Linked DNA regions of Homo sapiens: region 2 is linked to region 1. A link is an interaction called in ENCODE POLR2A ChIA-PET data of the cell type or tissue named here. Cell type or tissue: GM12878. All regions are shown on one strand. Links, peaks and the distances in the headings refer to the core of each region. The heading gives the core; the rest is flanking DNA.

The links. Peaks named below come from ENCODE experiments on the same cell type or tissue, not always from the same donor. Only the 100,000 strongest peaks of a DNase experiment are listed, where the experiment ranks them.
Region 2: POLR2A ChIA-PET joins it to region 1 with 27 read pairs; 3 of 35 experiments call an interaction of 5 or more read pairs at or near these places.

What each region holds. Positions count from the first base shown.
Region 1 is chr7:137,769,856-137,779,413 of GRCh38, forward strand. The region is part of intron 1 of DGKI (diacylglycerol kinase iota); the gene reads right to left. Among named protein-coding and RNA genes, the nearest start is that of DGKI, 72 kb to the right of the region's middle. In GM12878, for the core only: no CTCF peak of the experiment used is centred there; no DNase peak of the experiment used is centred there.
Region 2 is chr7:137,665,988-137,675,545 of GRCh38, forward strand. The region is part of intron 3 of DGKI (diacylglycerol kinase iota); the gene reads right to left. Among named protein-coding and RNA genes, the nearest start is that of DGKI, 180 kb to the right of the region's middle. RefSeq lists enhancers at 4,900-4,949, 4,970-5,019, 5,080-5,129. In GM12878, for the core only: no CTCF peak of the experiment used is centred there; a DNase peak (open chromatin) is centred at 5,034.

The sequences.
Region 1 (9,558 bases), core at 749-8,748:
CGCTTTTACACTGTTGGTGGGAGTATAAATTAGTTCAACCATTGTGGAAGCCAGTGTGGCGATTCCTCAAGGATCTAGAACCAGAAATACCATTGGACCCAGCAATCCCATTACTGGGTATATACCCAAAGGATTATAAATCATTGTTCTATAAAGACACATGCGTATGTATGTTTACCGCAGCACTATTTACAATAGCAAAGACTTAGAACCTACCCAAATGCCCATCAGTGATAGACTGGATAAAGAAAATGTGGCACATATACACCATGGAATACTATGCAGCCATAAAAATGAAATGTCCTTTGCAGGGACATGGATGAAGCTGGAAGCCATCATTCTCAGCAAACTAACACAGGAACAGAAAACCAAACACTGCATGTTCTCTCTCATAAGCGGGAGTGAAACAATGAGAACACATGGACACAGGGAGGGGAACAACACACATCAGGGCCTGTCTGGGGGTGGGAGGCAGGGGAGGGAGAGCATTAGGACAAATACCTAATGCATGAGGGGCTTAAAACCTAGATGACGGGTTGATAGGTGCAGCAAACCACCATGGCACATGTATACCTATGTAACAAACCTACGCATTCTACACACATATCCCAAAACTTATAAGTAAAACAGAAAAAAAAAGAATTAGTTTTATAAAAATCAATAAATTATACTCAGTGGGTTTTTTTTTTTTTTTTTGAGACGGAGTCTCGCTCTGTCGCCCAGGCTGGAGTGCAGTGGCGGGATCTCGGCTCACTGCAAGCTCCGCCTCCCGGGTTCACGCCATTCTCCTGCCTCAGCCTCCCAAGTAGCTGGGACTACAGGCGCCCGCCACTACGCCCGGCTAATTTTTTGTATTTTTAGTAGAGACGGGGTTTCACCGTTTTAGCCGGGATGGTCTCGATCTCCTGACCTCGTGATCCGCCCGCCTCGGCCTCCCAAAGTGCTGGGATTACAGGCGTGAGCCACCGCGCCCGGCCCTCAGTGGGTTTTAATAAAATATTTTAGGGCCTTTTTAGCTTATTTATTTAAAATTTCAAGATCATATAGTCTTGAAGTGAACCAAAAAAATCAGAAAGAGTTACCCACTTTACCTATGGTATGTGAGGCAAGCTTTGAATGAGTAAATAAGGAGTGAATCTGTGTAATCGTCAGCTTCCATTTTGGTATAATTCTGCTTCTTATTCCCAATCTGGGTTTACGTTTTATCTTTGCAATTATATTCATTCTTTATTTATTTTTATTTATTTTTTTTGAGATGGCATCTCACCTCTGTCACTTAAGCTGGAGTGCAGTGGTGCAATCTCAGTTCACTGCAACCTCCACCTCCCGGGTTCAAGCGATTCTCCTGCCTCAGCCTCCTGAGTAGCTAGGATCACAGGTGCGTGCCACCATGCCCAGCTAATTTTTGTATTTTTAGTAGAGATGGGGTTTCGCCATGTTGGCCAGGCTGGTCTCAAACTCCGGACCTCAGGTGATCCACCCGCTTCAGCCTCCCAAAGTGCTGGGACTACAGGTGTGAGCCACCGTGCCAGGCCAACTTTCTTAAATCTCGAACAAAGCATTTACTTACTAGTTAGTGGAAACAAGATTCACATTGCATCATAGGTATTCCAGATACTTTCAGTGATGTGGAAATCAGAAACCCATAAAATTAAGTATGCCAGAAAGCAGTTTTGTACACATCTAAGTAAATTCTCTCTTAAACAAGAGAAAGGAATAAATAGATACCAATAAACATGCATCTTTATCTCAATAATATTTTAATGATTATTTCAATGATATTTAAAAAATCATCATGACTTGATACAATTGTTGGTACACAAAATGACGCCACTATGGTCTTCATGGAAAGTGTGACCTCATTAACGACTGAACAATCTGACAGATTCATTCAAATATGTCTAACAGACCCTGGGTGAGTCTGGAAGCTTTGGCAGTGAAACCAGAAGGACTCAGCCTGTGAGGGAAGGTTGGTTTGTCTCCAACTCGAACTGGGAAATACCTTCTAATAAGATGACACTGTTCTTGGGAATTCCAGAATCATGAAAAGGCAGTGGAAATCACTGGGTGTAGGAATCAGCAGCTGTGGGCTTCTGGAAATAACGTCCTGGCACTTACACGACCTTGTTCCAATTCAGAGTTAAGGCTGCTCTACACTGTGTGCATTCGTGTCCGTAAAGAAAGTAGCAAAATAAAAATCATGACTGGTTTCCATTTTAGGCCTCACTCTTTGCAGTGTCCTTCTTCATTCCCAAATCTTCCATGTTGGGAAAATTAAGGTAACAAGAAAATCTCCTCTGTTCTTTTTCCACTAAATCCAAAATCATGACACAGAACTCTGTTGAAATACATCATAAAGGTAGAATTTTAAAACAAAAGGCTGAATAAAATGGAGAGGAAGATACTTAACTCCATGGCTACCTCTCTCTTAGCCAGCATCATGTTATTTAAATATTATCTGCTTTTGGTCTGTTCTGTCTCCCCAACTAGACTGTGAATTCACATGTGAGAGCTATTCGTGATTCACCCTGGAGCCCTGGGTGACCGGCACAGTGTCTGACACAAGGCACTCAAGAGATTGCACTTAAACTGGACTGGGCCTACTTAAGGGAGGTATCAAAAAAACATTAAAGTAATACACACATCTGGTTAGAAAAAAGAAAGCTTGCAGAATGGTTTATAATGAATGACCTAAGCCCCCAGATCTGTTCCCCATCCTGCTCACTAAAGGCAACCATTCGTAACTATGAGAATTTGTTTTTAAGGTTTCATCACATGTATTGCTAATTCAAAAAAAAAGAAGAAGAAAAAGAATGCCAGTTTCAAATTATTCATGTCTCTTTACTTAAATAGACCCAAAATATTTGGAAACACTGTCAGCAGTTATTCCAAGTTGTTGTATTCATACATTCAACAAACATATATTGTTTGCATTAAAAGTTATGGCATTTCTATTTTCATACTTTCATCAACACAGACAAGCTTTCTTCTCCACTTAGGATGATGAAGGCATAAGTCAGTGTGACCCTAGAATTAGTGGGGACAGAACACATCAGCACTAGACAATGGGGGTGGAGAGAGGAAGGGTGAGTCAGTGTCACAATGGAATAAGCTGCTGCTCTATGAGTTACTCTTGCAGGATGGGGGTGAATTGCCAGATGCAGGAATGCACTCCCTTTTTTGCTTACTTCTCAGCAAGTGACACTCTGTACAAGAAGGGACCCATGGGTCAATTACATTATACCACATTTTACTTCTACAAACTGTGTACCAAAGCAGCTCCATGATTCACGGAACACTCCTCTTATTCTGAACAGTACAATCATCTGCAAAATCCCTTGGAATTATTTATAATGGGATTTATTTCATATTAGCAAAAACAAATGCATAAAATGGTACCACACGTATAGCACGGAAGGGTAGGAAAAACTCTGCAAAGACATGACACTTTGGGAAAACCCTCACACCAGTAAAGGGGAATAAATAATGAACTTGCCAAGAAGATACTATCAGGCGTTTGGCCAGAGAAACACATTACTGCCTTAGAGTGTTGGCCTCTGAAGGGGTATTCTGATCCCCAGGAAAAGCTGGAGCCCTGAAACCTGGTGACTCTGAGGGACCCTCTTCTCAGGATGCTTTAATAGATCTGTGAGGGCACACAGGAATTGAGAGACAAGATGTTGATCAGGCAGCTGAACTGAATAGGCAGCTATTGGTAAAGAAAAGACAAGAAGCCAATTCAGAAAAATTCTGTTGGCAGGACTCACATCTATCTACTACAAGAAGATCATATTCTACATAAAGTGAAGGAGAATCCAAGGCCTAGAAAGAAAACCAAGCCAATAATGATAACCAAAATACAAAAAAAAAATAGAAACTCATGTTTTCCAAATGCTTAATAGCAGAAAGCTTTTCCAAAGTTAATCTGAGTGATCCCTTGTTACAATACTAACCTGTAGACATTATTTTCATTTTATGGATGAGGAAACTGAGGCTCACAGAAGCTATATAGCCTGCTAAGGGCCACAGAAGTAGTAAAGTGATTCAGATCCAAGGCTGCCTGACTCTAAATCCATGCTCCTTCTATCACAACAAGGTGGATGTCTAGAAGGTGAGAAAAATCATGTATCTAAATCCATAGACAGTATGTATGGTAATACTTCTGAGGTTAACAAACAAATAAGCAAGTCTGCCTCAATGAGAAGGCACCAAACTTTTTCAGTCACTTACACTTACTTTCTTAACTGGGTCCCTTATACTATTTCCTGGGTGACTAATTTTGGCCAGTGTTTTATAATTTTATATAATTTTAAAATATAACAGATTCAGGATTGAATAAAAAAGAAGTTATGGTCATAATTAGAGCAACATGAAAAGGTACATTACAAACATTTTCACTGTTGGAAAAGGGGCAATTCATGTTAGCTCCTATTTTCCCAACTGTTTTAAAAAAAAAAATCAAACTTTGAAATAGGTCAAAGAGAGATTTTCTTAGAAGGTTACATGTTTGTGAAAACAGAGGAAGCTAAACATTTCCATGCAATTTCCACTATACCAAATCAACTCAGAAGGTTCTTTTTCCCTACTGTAAAAAAAAATTTAAATGTCCACCTTTACGTGAATGAGGATAATAAAGTCGCATCCGCTATTCTCCTTATGTTAATGTGTCTGCAAAACACACATTTCCCATTACCCTCCCCCTACACACACACAGAGTAAAAAATAAAATTGAACTCAACCTTCGCCCCATCCAGGGGTGTTTTTCCTTCCAGCGGTCCCACATTCTGAGTTGCTAGTAGTATTCGAGTGCTCAGGAAGCCTCCCTTACCAAGTGGCATCTCCTCCAAAGAGACCACCTGATTTGTAGCGACACATGGCCCACCAGGTAAAGTAACAGCTACCCCTTGCCTTCTTTCCTCCTGTGAGCAACCCTTCTCTTCTCTTCCTGACCCTCTTGTGTTAAGGTCCTATATGAAAAGGAGGAGGGAAGGGCTTAAAGGAGAACGAGAAAGACAAGCAGGAGTCAAGATTTCTGTGACGTCACAGGACTGTTATGAGTGGCTGCTAACCATTTCTGAAAAGACATGAAAATTCTTCATCTGCCGTCAATATCTATAAGCTGTTCTCAAGTCTTTCCATTCAGCAGTTTTTCCAGGCAGGTCTCCTCACACGGTTTTTTTTTTCTTTTCTTTTTTTATTATTATTTTTTTTAACACACTAAGCTGACTCAGACTCACAGGCAGAAGTTCTGACTCATTTTTCTTTTCTTTTTTTTAGACTCCTTGAGTCCTGAAAAGGTGTGCTCCATGTGGCATTATTAGTTCTTCTCATATAAGTGGGGAAATCCAGTCCAAAGATTAAGTCACGAAGCTATGATCTTTAAAGCTTAGAAAAAAGCAAAATATTCCTGGGAGGACCGTAATGAAACAAGGATGACAATCAAGAAGTTTTATCAAAATTCGATAGGCAGGCACTCATTCCAGGCAAGGAAATACTGACTTCTCTGGACCACCAACCTTTCTTCTTCTCCTTCACTTTCTACCAAGGTACCTCTGCCATTCCCCTGTCTTGTCTACCTGAGGGTATGTGGCTATGCAACTTCATGGTGCCAAATCCTCAAATGAATTTTAGAATTAATTTAGTGCTCACCTGTGTTTGCATCTGGGTTTATATTTTCAGGTGATAATATGTATGTCGGTGCATGTGCACACAAGATGTGTGTAGTTACTTATAAGTGGGCAAATTCTTGATTGGCACATCTACTTTGAACCAACAATTCCTCGTCTATAAGTCTATCTTACAAAAGTATGCACCGAAGCAGACAAAGATGTAAGAGAATGTTTTAGCAACATTACGTGTAATAGCAAAACACTGGAAACATTTAAACAGTAGGGAACTCGATAGATAAACTTATATCCATATTATGGGATACTATCCTATCATTAGATACAATAAAGTAGATTTATTATAGTCTCACAGGGAAAGATGTCAAAAGTATATTCTTTTTTTTTTCTTTTTTTGGCAGAGTTTTTCGCCCTTTTTGCCCAGGCTGGAGTGCAATGGTGTGATCTCGGCTCACTGCAACCTCCGCCTCCTGGGTTCAAGCGATTCTCCTGCTTCAGCCTCCCGAGTAGCTGGGATTATAAGCATGTGCCACCATGCTTAGCTAATTTTGTATTTTTAGTAGGGATGGGGTTTCTCCATGTTGGTCAGGCTGGTCTCAAACTCCTGACCTTAGGTGATCCACCTGCCTTGGCCTCCCAAAGTGCTAAGATTACAGGCGTGAGCCACCACGCCCAGCTAAAAGTATATTCTTAAATGAAAGAAGCAAGTGGCAGTATTATGCAATGAGTGAATCATTGGAATAGATTGATGTGTTTCCCTGTTTCAAATCATGGTTGATACAGGGACATCACTTAACTACCGACAGCTGCATCAAACAAAAGATTATACCCATTAAAAATCAATAAATGCTTTGAAAATTATTGGAATAGTTTGATGAATGATTTAACCTCTAACATAGATCACCTGGTAGGCAATTATATATAGTTTGGTCTGCCTAGAGAATAGAACATATTTTTAAGTGCTAAGTTTTATATTACCATGCAGTGGTTAAACATTTTGACCATCATCTTACTTTACGTGTGTGTGTTTATTCATAGATGCTTAGAAAAAATATAGAAGGATTACACAACACAGAAAATGGTTAAGTGTGGTTACCTCTGAGGGTAGGGGAAGAGGTGTATCTGAGGAAGGTGTACTTAAAGAAGAAACGTTCATTTTTCATTTTGTATTATCTATTTCATATAACCACGCAATCGATCATCTATGATTGGTACAGGGCAACTTAATGGAAGAAGTGGATTATCAGTGTCTTAAAGCATGACAGTATGAGAAAGCCTTTGTGATAAATGACAGATATTTGAGGGGGCAGGTGTATGTGGGAGAGGCTCAAAGCAAAAATGGACTGGAGAAGAGACGAAAAATACATGAGAAAAGGAGGAGTAATGAGATAATAATCAATTGTAAGAAAAGGCCTTTTAAAAAGACCAGGCAGGATAGCTGATGCCTATAATCCCAGCAGTTTGGGAGGCTGAGGCAAAAGAAATGCTTGAGGCCAAGAGTTCAAGACCAGCCTGGGAAACACAGCAAGACCCTGTTTCTACCAAAAAAAAAAATTTTTTTTAATTAGCTGGGCATGGTGGCACATGCCTGTAGTCCTAGCTAACCAGGAGGCTAGAGCAGATGATTGCTTAAGCCCAGGAGTTTGAGGCTGCAGTGAATTATGATCATGCCACTGAGCTTCAGCCCAGGCGACAGAGTGAGACCCCCACCAATCTGTTAAAAAAAGGATGAGGCGGGAGAAACTTTAGTATATATGCATGGTAGTAATATGGAATTCTATGGCATTATTTTAAAAAGTGGAAAAGGCATTGTCTGCTCACCAACAATAACTTACATGGAAACAGTAATTAAAACTGGGATTCCACCAAGAAAGAATCTCCATAAAAAGTATGCAATGCCTATATGATTATGTAGCAGTCAAAAAAGAAACAAAGAAAGGTTGACATGTCCAGGAAAATGTGAAAGGATTCTGGCTCCCTGTGTCTCACAGCAGCGACGGCTATGGTCTAGCTCCCTCAGTGTTCCTCTGTGTCATACTGTAGCCACGCCAATTAAAGCTTCAAGAGCTGCTTAATTTTTGAAATCAGAATCAGCCTTTTCCTTTGTGTTCATAAAACTTTAAGTCATATCTCAACAGATGAAATATTGGCATCATTGGCTCTTTAGTTATTTACTATGTCACTGCTTTCGACTCATCAATGTCTTTTATTCTCTTTAAAGAATTCTTCTATTTATATACATAGATTTTTAAGTCTTCATCTGGTTCATTTTCTGAGGCTCCTGGAAAGCTTTCCTCTGGATAACTGAGGCATTTCTGTGGTTCTAACTTTACCTTGTTAATCGCATATTGGTATTTAAATATTCAGTGCCATGAGTGAGAAGACAAAGGGAAAATATTTGGGAATGACCAGATACCTAAAATTTCGTCATAAATACACCTAAAATGCAACCATCATGTGGCTATTCAGTCCGTTCACCTTCCCTTATTTCCTCAACAAGAATACTAGGCGATTGGCAATCACAGGTAAGACATGGACCCTACCAAGGCGTACACAGCTCACAGTGTAATAAGTGATTAAACAATTAAATATAAGTTGATGAGTTTTGTGATACTAAAACATAACAAAAACATTAGGAAAATATGAAAGTATGAGTAGCCCACTTTCAATAACGCCCAGAAGTTTTCACCAATGAGTTGGTACTTCGAGCTGACTTTTGAAGAACTAGGAGTTAGCCCGGCTACAAAGAACATAGAGGCATTTTAGTCAGGATCATGATATAAGCCCAAGAAGGGGAGACTTTTAAGGGAAGGGTGTGTCTAGGAAATGCCAAATGGTTCAATAAAGCCAGAGAGTGCATAGGATAAGTGAGGAGGAATCTAAAAAAGGAAGATAAGAAAGCAGAGAGAAAGCAATGAAGAGTCATTGATGGGCTTTCAACCAGAAAATGGTTTGCTTGGGTTTGCTTTTTTGAAAGATTACTTAGGGGACAATGGGCAGGTGTGTTACAGGGAGATGAAAGAGGAGGCAAGAAGGAGGTGCTCTGTCTTCTGTTAATAGCAAAGTAGCTAGGTCAGAACAATTGTTCCACAGATAACAATTTTTAGATCTGGACAATTAAAAAAAAAAACTACTCAAAGGCACTACAAAGTGAACATGGTTAGGCAAAATCTGGAGCAGAGACCCCCATTAAAAGACAAACTGCAATGAATGAAATTTGCAAGTTTGCAAATATTTGACTGTTAGCACTCCCAATTTGCACATAGCTGGGGTTGCAGAAAGCCTCAGTTTCCTTACTTGATCAAAGTATCAGATAACTTAGGGGAAGGCAAAACTGCAGAAAGTTAGGGGGAATATGTTAAATAGAGAGAAGTCACAAAGGCAGTGATCCCTAAAATCTGCAAATAAATCTCTCTCCCAAATCACTGGCTAAAAAATAAACTATACATACAGGTTAATCTTCTAAGTCAATGAAATCCCAATCATAACTCCAGCAGGTCTTCTGAAAATAAAAATTGACATGTTAATTCTAAAATTTATTTGGAAATGTAAAGGATCCAGAATACATTAATCTTGAAAACAGAAAAAAGATAGAGAATTCATACCACATGACTTGAAATTTACTTTAAACCTACAGGGTGTTATTGGCATAAAGATAGAAAAATAGATTAACAGAACAGAATAGAGAGTCCAGAAATAGTACAAGTCTATAGTCAATTGATTTTTGAAAAAGCCACCAAAGAAATTCAATAAAGCAAGCAATAATTTCAACAAATTATGCTGGAACAGCTAGATGTTCATATGGAAAAAAAAAGAATGAACCTCAACCTCTATCTTATAGCAAGCATAAAAATTAATTCAAGATGAATCATACATAGACCTAAGTGTGAAAGCTAACACATAAAATTTTTAGAAGAAAACAGAAGAAGATCTT
Region 2 (9,558 bases), core at 1,005-9,004, 100 kb before region 1:
AGCTAACGTTCATGACTGGTTACAAAGAATGATACATCCATCGTGTTTTGAGCACTGGATTAAGTTTGGTAAAAACTACAGTCAGAACAGTACAGGATTCTTTTTAAGGGAGGAAAAAGGTACATGTCTGTATCTCAACAGTTTACCCTTAAACTAAAATTTGTACCAAATCACACTCTTAAATGGTTAAATGTGACTTATGTTAGTGGATTTAATACTTCTTTTTAATGAGAAGAAAGTGATAGGCACAAAGTTTCTCTGATAGGCTTCAACAGAAATCTACAGCAAGCCTGTGGTCCCTGATACTCAGGAGGCTGAGGCAGTAGGATCACTTAAGCCCAGGAGTTTGAGGCTGCAGTGAGCCAGGATCACATCGCCACATTCCAACCTGGGTGACATGGCAGAATTCTGTCTCTAAAACAAACACACAAACAAACAAAAAAACAGAAAGCTACGACGTGAATCTTAGGAGAAGTCTACACCTTGGAATTCATTTGGGTGACTATCGCGTACTGCCACCATCTTTTGGAAATCTTCTTACAATTCAGGCACAGTTATTGAGATATAAAACAAATATTGCAGCCAGTCTTTATAACAAGCATGGCGAAGGGCCTGATAAGTTTGAATGGGTTTGCACAAGTCTAATCAAATGATACTAACAAACTGATGCCCTCAGAGTTGCCAGGCGGAGAGTCATGGGGAATGATACTCACTGTGCCCCTCCATCTAGATTACTGGGCAGCTCAGGTATTCCTTCTGCCTCTTCCCTCATGCTCATGATACATTAAAAAGGGTTCCAGCCTAATGAACTTGAAGAAATCCTTAAAAATCCATAATTCTGTTTCCCACCCTGGCTCTCATTTTACCCAAGGACACTTCATATTTCATCATTCTTATTATTGAAGTTCTCTGTACTTTGTTGCCCTTGTTTCTTGTTTCTGCTTCTTTAAAATTTGCCTGCTTCTCTTTTCTCTTATTTCTTTTTCCCCATTTGTTTTTCTATGCTTCTCAGCTTAGAAGTCAGTATACAACCACAGCCGGTCACTAGTTTCAACTCATCAGATGCAATCTTCCTGATTTTGGCTCTTTACAGGTGGTTTTGTGGCTGTTCCTTGTCATATTTTTACACGCTCTTCAAGGTTATTATTTGTGCCAGCAGGTCAAAGTTGCCAGGTGTCTTATAGTAGAGTAATTGAAGGATTGATATGCACGCAAATATGGATATAAATATAATTACAGGTACACAGACACTAATAAGTAGAAATTCATACCATTAGAGCCCTACACACATACACACCCATGTGCATTCACAAATTTCAAGCAGACAGACTTGAGTGAAGATGGGCTAGACATATTACAGAAGTCATAACAAAACAAGTTAATAGAAAATGGTGTTTCTATGTCTTGGTGGCTTTCTCTAGTTCTGAGGTAGCATATCACGGGTACAGCAGAGATTTGAGCCTTAGTATAAACTAGGAAATCCCAAACACTTTGCCTTTTTCAGTCCTTGCTGGTGTGACAGTACCATAAACACCATCTTACTTGTATTATGAATCCTGACATGTTTCCATTATCAGTTTACTTTGTGGAAATAGAATTATTTTCTTAAAGTTCACAGCTTAATATTTCTAACCAAAAATTTAGAGATATTTGCTTTGATATGGAATACTGTATTTCTAGTTAAGAAGCGATATCAAGCTGTGGTAAGTTAGTTATCCTTTCACTGCCATTTTTCACATTCCAAGCTATTTGGTGACATAATTAAGGCAGTCTTCCAGCCAATCTAGTCCAGGAAGACCCACAGACATCTCAGTCATTGTTTACTCAACACTGTACCTCCAGTTGGTAATGTTTTCACTGACACATACACACCCGCCCATTTCATTTTTTAATGAGGACATCATACCCACAGAGATTTGCCAGGAGGCTAGCTGTGTAATATACACATTACCCACACTGTAAACAGAGCTCACTTCTGCCATGCCAAGTAGGTACGACTTACCCAGCTAAGGGAACTGAGACCCTATGAGACTGTGCAACTTGCCCAAGAAAGACTAGCTAAGAGTGGAAGTCTTTCTAACCCAAAGCCATCTCTATGTGTTACAGCTTACTGTTTTCCTCTTTTCTTTGCTAGTGGTAACCTGGGGGACCAAGACTGATGAGGATAGATAAGAAATATGATATTTAACGTGATTGCTTCATATGATCTGTTCTCATGAGATCCCTAGGGGAACTGACTAATGACAACCACACATGACCCCCTGTGCCAAGATGGCAAAAAGCAGTCTCTGTTCTCCACGAGAATGAAATAAAATGCACTGCAAAAGGCATGGCACTGGCTAAACAGGGCATAAAACCTTACACAAGTCAGCTACCTGCATGTGTTAAATCTCCCTCTAAAGAGTCTTAAAAAGGAGGCAGGAATTCAGACGTCCTGGATTATAAATATAACAATACTTAAATGGCAGGGTTGATCTGGTGACAGGTGTCTGTGTGTGTATGTGTCTCTCTCTCAACAAGCACCTCATTGAACTCATTCATTCATTCAATGTTAAGTAACACAGGGTAACTATTCAGTTCAATCACTTATCCTCAGTGTGGGGAATACAGGAGAGGACAACAAGGGCAGAGTTCCTGAGCTAAATGGAGCTTATGCTGTAGTGTTGGAGACAGATAAATAAGCGAGCAATTTTTAAAAGTATGATAGCTAGTAAGTGGTGTGTGCTGTAAAAGGTTGACAGAATGGTGAAGGAGCAAGAGGGGAGGGAGAGCCTGACTGTCAGCTAGGCTAGTTGTTTCACCTCACAAGCTCAGTCCTTAACTTTCCTCGAGGAAACAGAGGTAGTAGGTGATGCTAAGACTCTCCAAACCTAGTACTCTGAGTTGTCTCTTTTGGCTCTGTTTCTTGGAACCACTTTCATTCAAGGAGGAATGATTATAGTGGTCAATATTTATTGAGTGCCTGTGATTTGCCAGCCTGCTGTTATATATGCATTAACTCTTTTAATTTTCACAACAACCACAAGAAGCAGTATAATCCCATTTTCCAGATGTAAAACTTAGGCTTAACGAGGTTAAAACAAGGACCAGTGTCACACAACTCAAAGCCTGGAAATCAGGATTCAAAACCAGGTCATCTGATTCCAAAGCTCACACGCTTCATCAACACATTACCTGCACCCCCTTAAATGAAGGCATCAATGCAGGATTTTCCATTTCCTCGTGTTTTTAAAGCATCACCTTCTGAATATGTATCCACCTCATCAATGTGGCAGGGAACAACAACAACAAGCTCCTAACAAACAGAGACAATACCAACTTTGGGGGCCAGTAGTGGTTTTGGAGTAACCGATAATGCAAATAATGCTTCCATCAAGATTGAGTGCCTCTAAGCAACAGGAATACTGGTTAAACCCCAGTACTGTGGGTCCCTGCCCCTGGAAAACATTGCAAGAAGAGAAACCATTTCTGTACACCTGGGCATTGCCTAGGTAACATGTAAGCCTTATGCTAAATCAGATGCAAATTATTTTTATTACTAGGTAACAGGACCATACAATATCCAATAACAACAGAACTGCTTCACAGAAACACACACCCTTACACAAACACGCAAATGCAGCCTCAATCTAAAATTGTCATGACAGAAAAGATGACAATTATTCTCAGAGGTTCAAACTCTAAGAATAAAATAAGACACATGCATTTTGGCTTAATGAAAGTTTAGTATAAAGGCAAAAGAACTGCACAAAGATAGAAAAAAGTCATAAAGCTCTAGAGAGTGAGTAAGCCTCTGTGACTCTTTTTTTCCTTTATCTTTAGGTAGAAGTGAACAACCCAACCCAATGTGACTACTTCAAAATGTTGTTGTTATGGATCAGAGACGAGTATGAGTCCTAGGAAAACTGCAAAGCATTGTGTGAGCATTTCTCAAATACTTTTCCACTGACTCCTAAGATCCTACAAAATGGCAATGGGTGTTCTGTGGGGAAATTATGGGTTCCACAATCCTCCCATCCACTCAAAAAAAAAGTAGGAAATCCTGCATACCTTATATGCTTCGTTGAGCTTCACAGGACCTATTTGCATATTAAAGTCATTCAGTGTTTTCAAAATTTATGGTCATGAGCTCCTTTTAATGTATAATGCCGTATATTGTTTTCTTTTGAGTTTAGTGTTCTCCAGAACACAATTTTGGGTCAAAAGAAAATGGGCTGTGCAAATAGACAATGGTACTATTGATCCAGGGTCACCTAGAAGTGACAGAATCCTAAAGATCCCTTGGCTTCATAGCCTACATATACTATCACTATCCCCATTACATGAAGTGAGCAGTATCAGCACTAGATTCTCCTTTAATATACAGACAGCACTTGGTACCAAATTATAACGATCCCCATGACAGTTGTCATAGTAACAATGGCTAACATGTCCTGAGGGTCTACCATGTGCCAGACACTAAGTGTGCACGTGAACGATCTCATGGAAATGCTGAGCTATCAGGCCAGACACCTAAAGGGTGACATTACTTCTGCCACTGAGAGCACCCCACTCTCTCCCTCTCTCATATCCACTGACTAGGAACTCAGTAGCAGACAGTGTGTCTGTGAAAATTCTTTTCTTATTTTTGTTGATGGCCACACTTTCCATGAGTCATCTTGATTCATTAGATCCTCAATATCCTAATGGTGAAAAAGGCCCCTGGCAGAGAATGGCTGGCACCCAAACAACTCAGAGAGCGGGCTTTGCCTCCTGGGCTTTATTGCCACACACGTGGTTCCCTCTGACAGCCTGCACCCAGCTCAGCCAAACTGCCATCTGGGGTGCAGATCATGAGTCTGCTGTGCCAGACAACTGGCATTTGAGGCTGACAGAGCAGGAGCAACATGCAGGCAGATCTTGGTGCATTCTAAGTCCAATGCTGGTGCTCCATGTTACACACCAGCTAGACCTGAATACGCAGATGGCCAGAAAGTCCCCAGTAATGCATGTCGGGCTCTGATTGCCTCATCTTCTCACCCACACACACAGATGCATGGGAACCAGCATTTTCACAAGCTGCTGCCTGGTGCTCATTCTTCCTGAGATGAAACAGACAAGGTGTAACTGGGCTCAAAATCATTTTCATTTTTAAACAGCAGAAAGCTGAAAGTTTCCTTCAAATAGGGCAGAAAGCTATGACCCTTGTACTCTTCTTGAAAGTTTCTTCCAAGAATCTAAGGACATGACCAGCATTCCTGTGAGCAAATATTGTGATACCCCGTTACAGACAATGATGAGGCTTCTGATTCACCAATAAGAAGACACAGCTTGTGAGATGAGATCACAGAATGGGTTACTTTGATTTGTCCCACTCAGTTGTCCGCAGTCATGACTTGGTAAGAATATGGATGCTACACACAGCAGCAAAATGACAGGTGAAGCCATAAGAGTCTTAGTGTTGGAATCATCCCAAATATAAGGCCTTGTTAAGCCAAAGTCCAACCAAATCTGCTAATTAGCTTGTTCAGCTCCATGACATTGAACCATAGTAGGTACAGAAGAGGAGGAAAATGAATACAAACATTTGTTAACTGATTTTATCCCTCTACTGATTCTGAGAGGTAGATTTAATCACCACTATTTTACAGAGGAAACTGAGGCTCAGAAAGGCAGAGCAGAACTTGCATTTTTATCTAGATCTTTTTGTCTCTGGATCTGTGAAGCTCTTGCCCTCCAATCCTCCAACTCTCATATCACATGGCCTCTCTAACTCAATTCATTCACTTTCTCAGTAAAACTGTATTTGGCAAATTGCAAGCAACATTAGAAGAAAACTTAGAATTAAGGCAGGGTGTCACAGGTAGGGTTAAGCCATTTTCACCAAACATTATCTACGAGGAAAAGACTAAAGCAAAATACAAGAACAAAACAATAACAAAAGCAAAGCAGTACCTATTAGCTGGTCCACAAAAAGAGGGTGGCATGCTCACATTTAAAAATAGAGAAGATATATCTGGTAACAGCATCCTGAAGTCTGACAGTTCCATTTTTCCTCTTACACAACATACACGCTCACTCACCTCACCATCTACCTACTCTGTTCCCTGCAGCTCCCAGCTTCTGACACCAACCTGCCTGTCTGCTCACTTACACCTCAACCACATACCACTCAACCTAAACACTCAAGCCTGCTGTAGACGCACCTGTGTGCATACGTGTCAGTGAGCCTATGTAACTGCGGTATCTGCATGGCTAGATAAGGTAACTCGACTTATAGAATGGCTACTATATTAGGTTCCTAGCACTGCCCTAAGAAAGCAAAGAAGCCATAAAGCTCTGGATAGTGAGTAAGCCTCTCTGACTCTTCTTTATCTTTAGGTAGAAGTGAACAGCCCGATATGACCACCCCAAAAGGTTGTTGTTATGGATCAGAGATGATGAGTATGAGTCCTAGGAAAACTGCAAACATTGTGTGAGCATTTCTCAAACACTTTTCCACTGAATACTAAGATCCCACTCAATGGCAATGGGTGTTCTGTGGGGAACCCAAACTGGGTAGCTTAAAACAACAGAAATGTATTCTCTCACACTCCTAGAGGCTAGAAGTCTGAAATCAAGGTTTCAACAAGGTTGAACACCCTTTTGAAGGCTTGGAGGGAGAATGAATTTCATGCCTGTCTCTTAGCTTCTGAGGAGAGCCACGATCCTCGGAGGGCCTTGGCTTGCAGCTGCCTCACTCTAATTCCTGCCCCCATCACCACATGGCCTTCTTCTCTGTGTGTGTGTCTCTGTGTGTCTTTTTTTTTTTTTTTTTTTTTTTTTTTTTTTGAGAGGGAGTTTCGCTCTTTTTGCCCAGGCTGGAGTGCAATGGCACGATCTCGGCTTACCGCAACCTCCGCCTCCTGGGTTCAAGCGATTCTCCTGCCTCAGCCTCCTGTAATGCCGCCGGGATTGCAGGCATGCATCACTACCCCGGCTAATTTTCTATTTTTAGTAGAGATGGGGTTTCTCCATGTTAGTCAGGCTGGTCTTGAACTCCCGACCTCAGGTGATCCACCTGCCTCGGCCTCCCAAAGTGCTGGGATTACAGGCATGAGCCACCGCGCCCAGCGTGTGTCTTCTCTTATAACGGCACATGTCATGCTGGATTAGGGCCCACTCTACTCCAGATGAACTCATCCTAATTAATTACATCTGCAACAACCCTATGTCCAAATCAAGTTACATTCTGAGGTACTGAAGTCCTGAGGCGTCAGGACTTCGACATATCTTTTGGAGTACACTATTTAGCCCATCACAGCCACTACACACCAGGTGTGAGAACCAGGCCACGGTTTTTGGTCCTGACACTCTGTTTCTGAAGTGGATCACTGTCTCTCTACCCTGACAGTGAAGAGAATCATCTGTAGATCTGGTTGTTTGTTTTTGACATCAGGCTGAGTCCCACTCCCTAGAGATCCTGATGTGGTACATCCAGAATGGGAACCAACACTTCAAAGGTAAGATTAAAAGGTAAAATGGCATAATTGACTATAATGCTCATCCAGAAATAAGAATCGCTGTGGTCTATCTCAGTAGCAATACTTTAAATCAGGAAACTGAGGCAAAAAAAGGCAAAGTGATATGTCCCAACTTTACTCAGTACATAAATGGAACAGCAGGTTTTCAAACCCAGGTCAGTCCACACAAAGTCTATTTCCTTCTGACCACCCATGCTACCCATCTGTGCCTATTCAGGTCTGTGTGACCACGGTGGGTGTATAATTTGCATATCAATGTAGGCAAGTTTCTTTCAAGTCTGAGTAGGTGCACGATGGTATGGACTCCAGGGATTACTACTGGAGGGGTGAGCTCCTTTAGGTACAAATATTTGGCTAAACATGTTTGTATAGCCTAGCCCCAGAGCATGAGAACAGTTTCTATCTGGCTGTGCCCGCTAAACGGTGAGGCACTGGGTACTCAACCCAGCTCACAAACACTGACAGAATAAATGAATGAATAAATGAATAAATGTACATAAAAATAAATGTCACCAAACGACAGTGATTCTGGCTGGAATTTTATTTCAGGTTTCCAGTGCCCATAATCAGGTTGGGAAACAGTGATCTTTCTACTTCAATTTCATTACTTTTGCATCCTTTTATATTTTATCTAGACCAGAAAAAGAAACAGTTGCTAATTTGGGAACTGTTGCCAATTTGGGAACAAATTTAATTCCATTACGTATCTGCTCACAGGTATTCTACAGTATTAAATGTTGCCACCAGAGAGCTGTAGAACAGGAAAAGGTCACGTGGTTTAGTTTTAGCCCTGAAGCTTGGGAACAAACTCTCCTACAGCTGTTCTAGGGTTTTGGAAGTCATTGCCTGGCTTTCAGTACCCTCCAATATCAGTCCCCAAATATCAATCCACATGGCAGCAGGAGGTCCCGGCTTTGCAGGACAGTTTTAGTTTTACATAGATGCCCTAATGTCCCATAAGCTAGGGTGATGCAGTTCTGGTTTATCCCTAATGTTACGGCATCATTATTAACAGCAGCCACTTTCACCCTCAAAAGTGTCTTGGTTTAGACAATGTATTCTATAGTCATGCTTCCTAAGCCCACCAGTATTTACAATATGCACTCCAAGTTTTGTTTCAAAAAACCTAACTCCATTCTTACTTCCATTTTTCTCTGACACATGCTCATGCACGGCTCATGATTGCCACCTCGTTTGTACAGAGCTTGCCCCACCTCTGAGTCTGCTCATGTTCCTCTTCCCTGCCCGAAATGTTCTCCTTCTTCAAAATCACTTATGTAAATCTTACCCATCTTTCAAAACTGAGCTCGAACCCCATTTCCATGAAGCTGCCTCTGTCTGCTTCAACCCACACTGACTTCTTCCTTCTCTTAACTTCTACTTGTGACATTTGCTTTGCTAAAATAGGGAAGGAGTGAAAGGCACATCGTAGATGATGGATTCACTCCTCCCCTGAGCACTCTGCCTGTACTTTGTTTAGGAGCCTGCAGGTAGTACCTGGTTATGGTAATTTAGTCCCAGCCCCAACAGGTAGGCTTTCTTCAAAGGTGGTTCATTAAAAGAAATTAGAATATAAATACATGATCTGCTTATGCATACTTTTTTCCCAAAAAAGACTGTTGTTCTAAGAAAACTGCAAACAGAGCATTTAAACTAAAGACTCGCCTGGAGATCTCTGTGACCTCTTGCCCAAAGCAGCTGAGAGTCCCCAACTACAGCATCCTTGAAACATGGCCACCCACGTTATCCACAAACACACATCCCACCAGTCAATCTCTCCAGGCACCTTGTTCGCTTGCTGGGAAGCTCAGGCTGACAAAGTTCTTTCTTATCATACGGTATTTCTCAAAGTTAGGTTTGCGACCCATCTGCATCAGAATTATTTGAGGTGCTCGTTAAAATCACAGACTCCCAGCCAGGTGTGGTAGCTCATGCCTGTAATCCCAGCAATTTGGGAGGCCGAGGCGGGTGGATCCCCTGAGGTCAGGAGTTTGAGACCAGCCTGGTCAACCTGGTGAAACCCCGTCTCTACTAAAAATACAAAAATCAGCTGGGT